Linked DNA regions of Homo sapiens: region 1 is linked to region 2. A link is an interaction called in ENCODE POLR2A ChIA-PET data of the cell type or tissue named here. Cell type or tissue: Panc1. All regions are shown on one strand. Each heading gives the region's core, and the rest is flanking DNA. Links, peaks and the distances in the headings are about the cores only.

Region 1 (7,039 bases), core at 1,157-6,156, 76 kb after region 2:
TAGTGCCTCTGCTAATCAGGACTCATTCTGCTGCTAATGTCAGTTCATCAACTAAAATTCACTTAAACAACAATAACAAAAAGGAATTTATTGATTCACTGAGCCAAAGGATAGGAAGAATGTGCTGAGCTTCAGTGACAGTGGAATCCGGGACTGAATGCCAGCAAGAATTTCTCTCCCCTTTCCCATAACCCCCACCCTTCCCCTTCCTACTTCACCCACTTTCCCCAAACTCTGGGCTTCCCCCTCTCTGCAGCCTTTCTTCTCTTCCACACAGAAGGGCTTTCTATGCACACCAGGAAATATGGCCCCAGGCAGTTCAAGATTCATAACCTTGGTCCTCTACCAAAAAGGAAAAGAAACCTTCCCTCCCAGTTCCGTTTAAAAGAAGAACAAACCAAACAAACCAACAGAAAAGGACTTGAAGTACCCACTCTTCTGGGCAGAGTGAGATGGGGTACTTTCATTGGTCTCCCATCCAGAGCCAAACAGTAGGCGTGGGGGAGAAATGTCCCCTGAAAGAAGGGGATGATGGTTGTAGCAGACAAAACAAAGTCAGCCAGTACATGACATGGGATTGCTTTTCTGAAATGAAGGGCCACCGTTTTTGTTTTGTTTGGTTTGGGGGGGGTTGTTTGTTTTTGTTTGTTTGTTTGTTTGTTTTGATATGGAGTCTCGCTCTTGTTACCCAGGCTGGAGTGCAATGGCGTGATCTTGGCTCAATGCAACCTCCGCTTCCCGGGTTCAAGTGATTCTCCTGCCTTAGCTTCCTGGGTAGCTGGGATTACAGGCGCCCACCACCGTGCCCGGCTAATTTTTGTATTCTTAGTAGAGACGGGGTTTCACCATGTTGACCAGACTGGTATGGAACTCCTGACCTCAAGTGATCTGCCCACCTCGGCCTCCCAAAGTGCTAGGATTACAGGCGTGAGCCACTGTACCTGGCCCCGGGGCCACTGTTTTTAACCAATTGTCAAAGGGATCCCTAACCCAAAGATAGTCTTCCAAGGGACCTCAGTGACCAACCAGTTCAACTCCTCCATTTTACAGAAGAGAACACTGAGCTACAGAGAATTTAGGTGATTTGCCTAAGATGGCACAACTATGATGGGATTCTGCATTTGACTGGATGTAAGTGGGGGAAGAGGTATGTGAGAAGAAAGAGTCAAAACCTGGTCTGAGGCCAGGCGCAGTGGCTCACTCCTGTAATCCCAGCACTTTGGGAGGCTGAGGTGGGCGGATCTCCTGAGGTCGGGAGTTCGAGGCCAGACTAACCAACATGGAGAAACCCCATCTCTACTAAAAATACAAAATTAGCTGGGTGTGGTGGTGCATGCCTGTAATCCCAGCTACTCAGGAGGCTGAGGCAGGATAATCACTTGAACCCGGGAGTTGGAGGTTGCGATGAGCCAAGATTGTGCCATTGCACTCCAGCCTGGGCAATGAGAATGAAACTCCATCTCAAAAAACAAACAAACAAGCAAACCAAAAACCTGGTCTGTCAGAGTAAAGACAAATTATTTTTCATTTTTTATTTTATTGAGACAGGGTCTTGCTCTGTCACCCAGGCTGGAGTGCAGTGGCACAACCAAGGCTTACCACAGCCTTTACTTCTTGGGCTCAAGGAATCCTTCCACCTCATCTTCCTGAGTGGATGGGACTAGTAGCTGCCACCTCAGCTTCCTGAGTAGCTGCCACCACACCTGGCTAATTTTTGTATTTTTCATAAAGACTAGATTTTGCCATGTTGCTCAGGCTGGTCTCGAACTCCTGGGCTCAAGTGATCCTCCTGCCTTAGCCTCCCAATGTGCTGGGACTACAGGTATGAGCCACCATACTGGGCCAAGACAAATATTTTTTAAACGATAGAGTCCCATAGAAAGAGAATATAGGGGGGAAATAAAGCATAGAAAGAGGTGAGGCTGGTTTAAAAAGAAAAAAATAAAAAAGCTAAAGTCAACAAGGGCTGCTGTGGTAAATTCCAAGGCTCCACTAGTGTTTATAATCTTGGAAGAATTTTGGAGAATGGGTGAGGCCCCACCTGACTGGAAATGGGCAAATGTTGTTCTAATTTTCTAAAAGAGGAACAAGCAGTTTCCAAGAATTGCAGGCTGGTGAACTAGACAAGGCTCTAGTATGGGCTTACTAAGGACGGGCTGTGCCAAATGGGCGTTTTTACCATATTTGAGAAAGTTCTTAGCCTGGCAGGTTACTCAAGGGAATACTCCAGACTCCAAGACTTCTGGCTTGTTAAATCTGAAAAAAACCTTTAGGGATTAAAAAACCAGGGATGGCAAACTGGTGACTCCAGCTGAATTCAACCCTCAGATATTTAAATGAATAAAATTTCCCATCAAATCAGCCTTTCTGGCTTCATGATGGCACTGACCTTCCTTCCTGCCCAGCAGTGGGTATCACTGCCCTCAATAGATGAAGCAGGTACATGCAGCATACACACTCCCGTCCACCCTGGCCCTGCCATTCCCTAGTGCCTCTCCCTTGACCAGCTTCATTCATTACTTTATTTTATTTTATTTTGAGATGGAGTCTCACTCTGTCACCCAGGCTGGAGCGCAGTGGCACGATCTTGGCTCACTGCAACCTTCGCCTCTCGGGTTCAAGCAATTATCCTGCCTCAGCCTCCCGAGTAGCTGGGATTATAGGCGCCCGTCCCCATGCCCAGCTAATTTTGTTATTTTTAGTAGAGACAGGGTTTCACCATGTTGGCCAGGCTCGTCCCAAACTCCTGACCTCAAGTGATCCACCCTCCTCGGTCTCCCAAAGTGCTGTGATTGCAGGCATGAGCCACTGCACCCAGCCTATTTATTATTTTAATCTAGCCAGCTCCAGCAGGCATTTGAGTGTGTGGCCCTGATCTAATCCACACCCTGTCATTATTTTATAGAGACTCAGAGAAAAGAAACAGGAGTGGGAGCACTTCTGATTCCTCAGAAGATAGCAATCTAGGGTGGGCTGCAGGTTCCTGTTCACAAAGTCAACCCCAGAGAAACTACAGAAGCAGAGAAGCTTGGACCTGAGCAACAAACCTAGAAACTGTCAGAGCTCCCAGGAAGAGCAAGAGCTGCTTTGAACTAAAGTGTCCATGGCAGTGGGCATCCACCTGATCCACCAGTGAGAGGAAGGGTTGGAAGAGCTCTCTCAGGGCCTTCTCTTACTTCTTCCCCACATTGATTGGGACAGTCATTGCTGCCCCACTGCCTCTTTGTGATAGAAGTCAGGAGCAATAGCTCAGGTTCCAGTGATGGTGGGGTAATATCAGGGCACCCTAGTAGCACAGCTGGAGTGAGAAGCTGGTGAGAACAGGTATGGGTTGACCAGATTCCCTCAAACATTCACTTTTCCCCCCTTCTCTGTCTCACCCCCAGGGCTGGTGAAGTCCCGTGGGAAAGCGTCCTCCTCACAGCACAGCTTCCTCCTAAGAGTTCAAGCATGAATGCCTGACCAGAGGCATTGCTTGGTGGCCCAGTGACAAACAGGAAGGGGAGGATGGGGAATCAGTTGTGACTGCATGGTGCCAGGGGCTGTATGCTTGGCTCCATCCATGCCATTCTCTTTCTTTCTTTTCTTTTTTTTTTTTTGAAATGGAGTTTCGCTTTTGTTGCCCAGGCTGGAGTGCAGTGGCGCAATCTGGGCTCACTGCAATCTCCGCCTCCCGGGTTCAAGTGATTCTCCTGCCTCAGCCTCCCGAGTAGCTGGGATTACAGGCGCCTGCCACCATGCCCGGCTAATTTTTGTATTTTTAGTAGAGACGGGGTTTTGCCATGTTGGCCAGGCTGGTCTCGAACTCCTGACCTCAGGTGATCCACCCACCTCGGCCTCCCAAAGTGCTGGGATTACAGGCATAAGCCACCGTGCCTGGCCCATGTCATTCTCCATGAACTCATCGGGGCACCTGAGAGGACATGAATGTCCCCAAGAAATAGAGCATTGGATATTTCCAAGGAAACCTACAGATAGCTGAGGAGTACATACCCTAGTACATACACAGACGTGGAGAAAATGGGACAAAATATAGTATGGGAAGCAAAATTCATAAGGATTTAAAATAGGAATCTTCAAAGAGTTAAGAGTATTAGTAATATTAACAGATGGGGTCGTTTTAAACTATGTGCCTAAATTATTTCATAATCCTCTCTTCAAGTAGTGATTAATTCCCTCCTCCTTGAGTATGAGCTGGACTAATGATTCACTTCTAACGAATGGACTATGGCAGAAATGACAGTCATAAAATACACCATGGCTTCTTCTTGCTTTCACCGTGTTGGGTTGTTGGTTCTGGAAAAAGCCAGCTGCTATATAGGGGGGTTCTCAAGAAACGCTACTGAGAGGCCCATGTGTTGTGGAACTGATCCCTCCTACAAAGAGTCAGCAAGGACCTGAGGCCTCCTGCCTATAGCCTTGTGAGTGAGCAACCTTGGGAACCAGTCCTCCAGCCCCAGGCAAGTCTTCACTTAACAGCAGCCTTGGCCGCAAACTCATGAGAGATTATGAGCCAGAGCCACCTAACTAAGCCACTCCTAAATTTCTGACCCATGGAAACTGAAATAATAAACGTTTGTTGTTTTAATGGCTGGGTGGTGTGGCTCACGCCTATAGTCCTAGCACTTTGGGAGGCTGAGGTGGGCAGATCACCTGAGGTCAGGAGTTGAAACCAGCCTGGGCAACCTGGTGAAACCCCGTCTCTACCAAAAATAAAAAAAATTAGCCAAGCGTGGTGGCGAGTGCCTGTAATCCCAGCTATTAGGGAGGCTGAGGCAGAGGTTGCAGAGAGCCGAAATCACACCACTGCACTCCAGTCTGGGCAACAGAGAGAGACGCTGTCTCAGAAAAAATAAATAAATAAATACATAAATAAATGTTTGTTGTTTTAAGATGCCAAGTTCTGCAGTGATGTTATATTAATTAACGAGTATATCAGGAATGAAGTCATAAGAAGAATCAAGTGGAAATATTACATATTAAAATAGTTAAAAATAAAAATAGATGGGGTAAATAGGAATATAGATTTTACTTGTCTTTTAAGGGGAAGATAAGAGAGTGATAAATTTAAGATTTCAGTAGAAGCAAATAAACAAAGCTCTTAACCATAAGATAGATATGTATAGCTTTTAACCGTAACCACAGAATAGAATGTGTAGCTTTTAACCATAAAATAGAATGTGTAGCTTTTAAGACAACAGAGGAAAATTTGATCTATCCAGTGAAAAGGAGGTGATAAAAAGAAAAGGCAATAAATAAAAAATCAAGATAGGAATAGAAATTTGTACTTTTCTAACAGCAATTACAACCATTGTAAATGCAATAAATTCATCAACTAAAAGTTAGAGACTCTCAGAGCAGGTAAAAAAATCCAGCAATAAATTGTCTACAATAGGCATATTTAAAAAGAAACCAAAAGATTTTAGCAGTGGTGGACTAGATTATCAGGAAATAGGGAGAATATATTCTTCAAACCAACTGAATTCCGTGTAAAATATGGCTTTTTTGATTTCCTAAACTTACAGGCCATAAGGGATAACACCAAGCCTCCCCCCAAAAAATTTAAAAGTAAAATGTTTTGAGACAAAACCAAAGTATTCATCTCCATCAAGGGTGGCATTTACTTGAAACCTAGGCCTTGGACCTGTGGCAAGGTGAGAGAGAATGTAACTGAGTTTCCCAGATTAAGCATAAGAGCCTGGATTGGGGGTTGGAATAAATCCAGATCAATAGCTCCTATGGGTTCAAGTGCAAATCCTCTCTGCTCTGAGAAAGGATTTCTCAATTTAGGTCTCCACATTTTCCACAGACAGGTCAGCTAAAATGAGCTCACAATCAAAGGTGATCAAAACATAAGGAAACCAACCGCTATGAATGAAAGTCTGGAGACAATTAACCATAGAGTTTGACCTCCAGGGACTTTAGATATTTGAACTGTCAGTTACAGACTTAAGATAACTATGTACGAAATGTTGAGGAATCACAAAACTAAGTAAACAACAAGATACTGTCAAAAATGACCAGCAGTGGCCGGACACAGTGGTTCATGCCTGTAATCCCAGCACTTTGGGAGGCCAAGGCTGGAGGATCACTTGAGCCCAGGAGTTCGAGACCAGCCTGAACAACATAGTATGACCCCCATCTCTACAAAAATACAAAAAATTACCCAGGTATGGTGGCACATGCCTGTGGTCCCAGCCACTTGGGAGGCTGAGGCAGGAGGATCACCTGAGCCTCGGAGGCAGAGGTTGAAGTGAGCCAGTGAGACCGTGACACTACACTCTAGCCTGGGTGACAGAGCAAGACCCTGTCTCAAACAAAGAAAGAATTAGTTAACTGGAAGTTATACATAAAGGAGTTACCCAGAGAGACAAGGAGATGGAAGACACAAAAGTTAAGAGATATGGAAGACAGAATGAGAAGGTCTAAAATATCTATCTAATCAGAGTCTCAGAAGGAAAGCATAAAAAGGATAAAAGGAGATGTATGGTTATTCTCTTGATAACCTTGGGGGATTGGTTCCAGGATCCCCCAAAGATAGCAAAATTCACAGACACAAAAGTCCCTTATATAAAATGGCATAATATTTGCATGTAACCTGTGCACATGTTCCCATAAACTTGAAATCCTCTCTAGGTTACTTATAATACCTAATACAATGTAAATAGTTGTCATACTGTATTGGTTTTTTATTTGTATTTTTTCCAAATACTTTTAATTTGCAGCTGGTTGAATCCAATGACATGGAACCTGCAGATACAGGGGGTTGACTGTTTTCGTTTTTTAAATTGGTGGCTTCAGATAACACACATTTATTGTTTTACAGTTTATGTTGGCCAGGAGCTTGCACATGGCTTAACTGGATCCTCTGCTTAAGGTTTTGCAGACAGCAATCAAGGTGTTGGCTGGGCTGCATTCTCATCTGGAGTCTCAATGGGGGAAGAGTCTGCTTCAAAGTTTGCTGAGATTGTGGTCAGAAATTATTCCCTTGCAGTTGTGGGCAAGAAGGCCCCAGCTTCTTGCTGGCAGCTCTTGGATG
Region 2 (7,039 bases), core at 1,132-6,131:
ACACACCTAGACTTCGTCTGTACTTTGAGATGTAAATTTCACTCTCTGATTTTCACTTAGAGTTGTTCCTTTGGTATGCAAATTTAGAGCTATCTAGCTGACAATTGCCTAGGGAAATGACACGGATTATCAAGAAATTAGAACTCTAAAATAGGAGACTGAAAAGGGGAGTCTTATGAATCTATGAGCTTCTATCTGCATGTCTAATAAGTCCATGTATTTATGTGTCATGTATATGATGTTTCACTACCAAAAATATATAAAAGAGCTCTAATTAATTGACTTTTTTAAAAAAGCTCTTAAATACTTTATCAGGGCCAGGCATGGTGGCTCACACCTGTAATCCCAGTACTTTGGGAGGCCAAGGTGGGTGGATCACCTGAGGTCAGGAGCTCAAGACCAGCCTGACCAATACGGAGAAACCCCATCTCTACTAAAAATGCAAAAAATTGGCCGGGTGTGGTGGCGTATGCCTGTAATCCCAGCTACTCGGGAGGCTGAGGTAGGAGAATTGCTTGAACCTGGGAGGCGGAGGTTGCAGTGAGTCAAGATCGTGCCATTGCACTCCAGCCTGGGCAACAAGAGCAAAACTCTGTCTCAAAAAAAAAAAGAAAAAAAAAAAACTTTATCAGAAAAATAGGAACTTTAAGCCCAAATGCTTTCTCAAGTTCATGTGACTTAAGTAAATCCTTAATAAGCTGGTTTTAATTGATAAAATTAGAAATGTCTTCAGAATTCTTAACATACATTATTGTTTAGATTCGTTGGTCAAGTGGTTTCATATTTATCTCTCCTAAATATTATAAGGTGTCAGTCAGACATGGTGGCTCATGCCTGTAATCCCAGCACTTTGGGAGGCTGAGGTGGGCAGATCACCTGAGGTCAGGAGTTTGAGACCAGCCTGACCAACATGACCAAACGCCATCTCTACTAAAAATACAAAAATTAGTTGGGAGTGGTGACACGTGCCTGTAATCCCAGCTACTTGGGAGGCTGAGGCAGGAGAATCGCTTGAACCTGGGAGGCGGAGGTTGCAGTGAGCTGAGATCACACCATTGCACTCTAGCCTGGGCAACGAGAGTGAAACTCTGTCTCAAAAAAAAAAAAAAAAAAATATATATATATATATATTTGGCATGAGGGTTACTATCTTTGTGTAAATTTGTATAACTAAGGCATTTAATTAAATTGTTGGTTTGATGGAAACAGCTAAATCCTGAGTTATTGGCCAAAAAAAAAAAAACAAAAAACATTTATTTAAATTTAATGTTCTTACTTAGGTAAACACTTGAACTTCACAGGCTATAAAAATGGTTAACAAGGAAATAATACTAAATGATAACTATCACAGTCTTCCTCTCTTTCCTTTCTTTTCTTTTTTTTTTTTTTTTTTTTTTTTGAAACAGGGTCTCCCTCTGTTGCCCAGGTTGGGGTGCAGTGGCATGATCACAACTCACTGCAGCCTCGACCTCCCAAGTTCAAGCAATCCTCCCACCTCAGCCTCCCAAGTAGCTGGGACCACAGGCTCACACCACCATATTGGCTAATTTTTTTTTTTTTTTTTTGTAGAGGCTGGGTCTCACCATGCTGCCCAGACTGGTCTTAAACTTCTAAGCTCAAGCAATCCTCCTACCTCAGCCTCCCAAAGTGCTGAGATCCTCCTACCTCAGCCTCCCAAAGTGCTGAGATCCTCCTACCTCTGCCTCCCAAAGTGCTGAGATCCTCCTACCTCTGCCTCCCAAAGTGCTCGGGCTCCCACAGTGAGTCACTGTGCTCAGTCCCTATACTTTAAATCATCACTAGATTGCTTATAATACCTAATACAATGTAAGTGCTATATAAATACTTGTTACACTGTATTTTTAAATTTGTATTATTTTTTATTGTTGTATTTTTTTCCACAAATATTTTCAATCCACAGCTGGTTGAATACAAGGATGTAGAACTTGTGGATACAAAGGGCCGACTGTAGTTGTAACTTGCACCAGCCCAGGTATATAAAAGGAGTTAAAATTTGTTTTGTTCCCATATCCTTTCTTGTTCCCCAAGACCATTAGTTCCTCAAGAGAAATTACAGTCTCTTCCTTCTTTGTGATTACAGTGCCTGGCTTACAGTAGGTGCTCAATAAATGTTACAGACGCATCATGTTCTCAAGCTCTTGCTGAACCTAGACCCAGCCTCCCTTTCAAAGAAGACTGTTCTGCCAGGTACTTCACTCAGTGTCCTACTTCTTTGCTCAAGTCCCTGGGCCCTTGGACCTCCTGAATTTCCACCACTACTGCAGGGATCAGATCTTTCAATTCTCTAGTTTTCTTCCACTGATGAAACTTTTGGTTCCAGTCTTTAAGTCTGCTAGCAAAAGACAAAACAAACGTACAAACAAAAAACCAGCAATAGACAGGTTAACAGGAAAAAAAGCATACAAATTTATTTGCATGGGAATGGGAAGCAGGGTGTAGGGGCAAAGGGAAAACTTACCCTTCACCCTCTGAAGATTCAGTGAAAAATCACCTGACAAATGGTGGATGAATAGGAGAAAAGGCACCCAAATTTATTTGATCTTAGTTTTATGTGACATGAGAACCTTCAGAAAGAAGGCCTAAGGATATAGGAAAACTGTCCATTTTTATGCTTAGGTTCCGCATGGTATGGACAGTCATTCAGAAACGTGATTGGTCAAAAGGGTACGATGTAGCGCTAATAGACTGAGCAGGGAAACCCAGCAAGCCCTCTCTGTGTAAATTCTTCTTAGCGCCTCTGTGCAGCATTCCTTCCTTCTGGGTATGGGGCAAGACCCCCTCTGGAATAGAGGTCTTATGATCTACAAGATAGGTCAGATAAGATAGATCAATTTCTGCTGGGCATGGTGGCTCACACCTCTAATCCCATCACTTTGGGAGGATGAGGCAGGCGGATCACCTGAGGTCAGGAGTTTGAGACCAGCCTAACCAACATGGAGAAACCTTGTCTCTACTAAAAATACAAAAAATTAGCCAGGCATGATGGTGCATGCCTGTAATCCCAGCTACTCGGCAGGCTGAGGCAAGAGAATCACTTGAACCATCTGAAAAAAAAAAAAAAAAAAGGCCGGGCGCAGTGGCTCACGCCTGTAATCCCAGCACTTTGGGAGGCCGAGGCGGGCAGATCACAAGGTCAGGAGTTCGAGACCAGCCTGGCCAATATGATGAAACCCCATCTCTACTAAAAATACAAAAAATTAACCAGGCATGGTGGTGGGCGTCTATAGTCCCAGCTACTCAGGAGGCTGAGGCAGGAGAATCACTTGAACCCAAGAAACAGAGGTTGCAGTGAGCCGAGATCACACCGTTGCACTCTAGCCTAGGCAACAGAGAGAGACTCCATCTCAAAAAAAAAAAAAAAAAAAAAAAAGGTCAATTTCTTTACAGCCAGTTCTTACACAGACAGAAAGGCTGGGGTGGTGGAGGAGTTAGTAATATTTTGGGTTTTATGGCTGGCATTGGGGAAAAGGGGTCCGGTTTTCATGACCTCCCTTGGGAAGAGGGATTCTAGTTTCTATGGCTAGCCTCTAGAGAAAATGAGAGTCTAGAAACAGGAGATTAGAAGGTCAGAGAGAGCTGCCTCTGAGGCCTTCTTCTTGGGCTATTGTTTTATGACCCCCAACAGAGGCATCACAGAAAAGCGAATACCCAGTAACCCAATGACATTCTCTAATCATTACTGTTTAAGGAATGGGACATGTTTGAGAAATGCACCATTAGGCAATTTCATCATTGTGAGAACATCATAGAGTGCCCTTACACAAACCTCGATGGCATAGCCTACCACACACCTAGGCTATAGGTATAGCCTATTACTCCTAGGCTATAAACTTTACTGTATGTTACTGCACTGACTACTGTAGGCAACTGTAACACAATGGTGAATATTTGCATATCTAAACATGTCTAACTGTAGAAAATATGTTACACTATGACATTACCAAGGCTAGGTGTCACTAGGCGATAGAAATTTTTCAGCTCAGCCAGGCCTATGGCCTCACACCTGTAATCCCAGCACTCTGGGAGGCCAAGATGAGAGGATCACTTGAGGCCAGGAGTTTAATACCAGCTTGGGCAACATAGTGAGACCCCTGTCTCTACAAAAAAATTTAAAAAATTAGCCCAGTATGATGGCATGCACCTATAGTCCCAGTTACTCAGAGGCTGAGGCAGAAGGATTGGTTAAGCCTAGGAGGTCCAGGCTGCAGTGGGCCATGAATCAGGCCACTGCACTGCAACCTGGGCAAGAGTGAGACCCTGTCTCAAAAAAAGAAAAAAAAAAATTGGCTCCATTTTATTCTCATGGGGCCACCATTTTACGTGTGGTCTGTCATTGACTGAAACATCCCTACCCATCACATGACTGTATATCCTTCTTCATGGGGGTGAGGGAAGTGGGATATATAGGCCAACATACAAATGGTTATGAAAGAAAAAAAGAAGATGAGACTTCAGAAGAATAGGTAATAGACTGTCTGGATGAAATGTCAACTTTAATCTCTCCTAGGTTTGAGTCCTCATGTTAATCTTCCTGATAGATACAAATTTCTAGGGAGGGTTTTCATGACAATTGGCTTCCTTCTGGAGAATCTACCTTTACTCAGATAAGGGAAATTCAGGAAAAGCCCCTCTGTGTATCCATTGTTTTCCCAGAAGCCTTCAGTTTGAAGCAATCAGCATACCAATGTGGCATTTTGGGGGGTGATATCTCCTGGGTTCATTCAAAATATTAGCAACATGCTTGGCAGCTTAACTCCCTCATTGCAATACTCAAGAAGGTACTGCGGATCTTATTCCTTACCTGGAACAAAATCTTCTTAGTCAATGAGCAATTTCATAGGGTGGTGCAAAATATTACTTTTTATTTTTCCCATAAGGGTAGGCTTGCATAGAGATCCAGGCATCCCTTTTTCTCTCTGGTATTCCTCCCTTTCCCTTTTTTGTCCTCTCTGCCCTCCCTGCAAGCCTGGTGCCACCCTGACAGCTGCCACGTGTGGTCCTGGAACCTTGTTCCTGGTTCCATCCTAGAGGAGTGGGCAGAGATGGGGACTCACCTACTCTAGGGGGCTTGGGTCTTTCAGATTCACCAAGGTGAGAATCTGCAGGCAGACAAACCTTTTTTCTTTTTCCTTTTTTTTTTTTTTTTTTTTTTTTTGAGATGGAGTCTCTCTCTGTTGCCAGGCTGGCACGATCCCGGCTCACTGCAACCTCTGACTCCCTGGTTCAAGTGATTCTCCTGCCTCAGCCTCCCGAGTAGCTAGGATTACAGGTATATGCCACCACGTCCAGCTAATTTTTTTTATTTTTTAGTAGAGCCGGGGTTTCACCATGTTGGCCAGGATGGTCTCGATCTCCTGACCTCGTGATCCGCCCGCCTCAGCCCCCGAAAGTACTGGGATTACAGGCGTGAGCCACAGCGCCAGGCCAAACCTTTTTTCATGACCTCTCCTAACCTGACTTTGCCTCATTATCATGCTAAAAATTTCTTTTCTACTAGGGTGGGAGGGGAAAGAACAAAAGTAGGGTGTCCTACACCAGACAGATCCCTCTAATTATTTACAAGCCTCAGTTGATTCATACTTGCAAAATGGCTCTGGAAAATTTCAAATGGTTTATTAAATTTTCCATCCTCATACTGAGCATGTCCTACCTGGCAAGCCTGTGTTGGATGCCAACGGAACATGAAGGTGACCAGGAGAAGCTCTAAGTCCCATGGGGAAACAAGCTCATCCAGGACTAACAAAGCACAAGTGCCCAGTGCCCATCTCAACAAAACCACAGTGGCTCTCAGAGACAGGTCAGACTGCTTGAATCACACACAGCACACTCTGAATGTCTCTCCGTAAGGCCTTCTGGCTGCAGGTTTAATGCCTTTCAGCTGCCAGGGATGTCAGCCGAACTCTCAAAACCCCATGCCAGAGAAAACTCTATTTTCTCCATGAAGAAGCACGTGGATGCCCACTTGCTGCCTGAACTCCCTGAAGGATGTGTTTGGAAGGGAGGATCGGGAGGGTCTCCCAACACCCTCCCCCTTCTGAGTTAGCACCGAACCTTGGTTCCTGCATTCCTGGGGTGACAGTCCCCTGCTTGCTTTCCAGTACCTCCCAGAGAACTCCTGCACAATTGCTGTCCTGAACTTCCCCGGGGGGACCCATAGCCTTCTTCTTACCCTCTGCAAGTATTATGACCATTTTCCCCTATGCTGCGACTGGGGCTCAAAAGATGCTCCTCCAAATTGGAGGCCTCAAGGGCAGCCTCAGAAGCAAAAGTTTCGATCTCATCTTCTCCTGCCTCTTGTTTCTGGCCCCCAAGGCTAGCCACAGAAACTAGAGTCTCTCTTCCCTAAAGCAGGTCTTAGAAACCAAACCCCTTTTCCCCAAAGCCAGCCATCAAACCCCAAAATATTACTCTAACTTCCTCCCTTTTTCTGTGTAAAACATGGCTGTAAAGAAATCATCTGACCAGGCCAGGTGCAGTGGCTCATGCCTATAATCCCAGCACTTAGTCAGGAGGAGGCAGGTGGATGGCTTGAGCCCAGCGGTTCCAGATGAGCCTAGGCAACATGGTGAAACCTCCTCTCTACAGAAAACTTAAAAATTAGCCAGGTGCAGTGGTGCATGCTCTGTGGTCCCAGCCACTGGGTATGCTGGGGCGGAAGGATCACCTGGGTCTGGGAGGTCAAAGCTGCAGTGAGCCAGGATCACACCACTGCACTACAGGCTGGGCAACAGAATGACCCTGTCTTAAAAAAAAAAAGAAAAGAAATTATCTAACCTACTTTGTTTGATAGTAGGTCACAAGATCCCCGTTCCAGAGAGGGTCTTGCCCCATACCCAGAAGGAAGGAATGCTGCGTAGAGAGGCCAAGAAGAAAATATACAGACAGGACTTGCTGCATTTCCCCACTCAACCTATTAGCATTAGAGTTTTGTCCAATCATAGTTCTGCACAACCACTCATACTTTTCTGAACCTAAGCATAAAAATAGACAGCTTCCCCTGTATCTTTGGGGTCTTGAT

What was found. Peaks named below come from ENCODE experiments on the same cell type or tissue, not always from the same donor. Only the 100,000 strongest peaks of a DNase experiment are listed, where the experiment ranks them.
Region 1: POLR2A ChIA-PET joins it to region 2 with 10 read pairs; 2 of 35 experiments call an interaction of 5 or more read pairs at or near these places.

The regions. Positions count from the first base shown.
Region 1 is chr15:89,019,309-89,026,347 of GRCh38, forward strand. No RefSeq gene overlaps it. Among named protein-coding and RNA genes, the nearest start is that of CARMAL, 18 kb to the right of the region's middle. In Panc1, for the core only: no CTCF peak of the experiment used is centred there; no DNase peak of the experiment used is centred there; H3K27ac peaks cover 1,896 bases.
Region 2 is chr15:88,943,578-88,950,616 of GRCh38, forward strand. It overlaps the pseudogene LOC124903572. Among named protein-coding and RNA genes, the nearest start is that of MFGE8, 34 kb to the left of the region's middle. RefSeq lists enhancers at 6,445-6,534, 6,545-6,604. In Panc1, for the core only: no CTCF peak of the experiment used is centred there; no DNase peak of the experiment used is centred there; H3K27ac peaks cover 1,081 bases.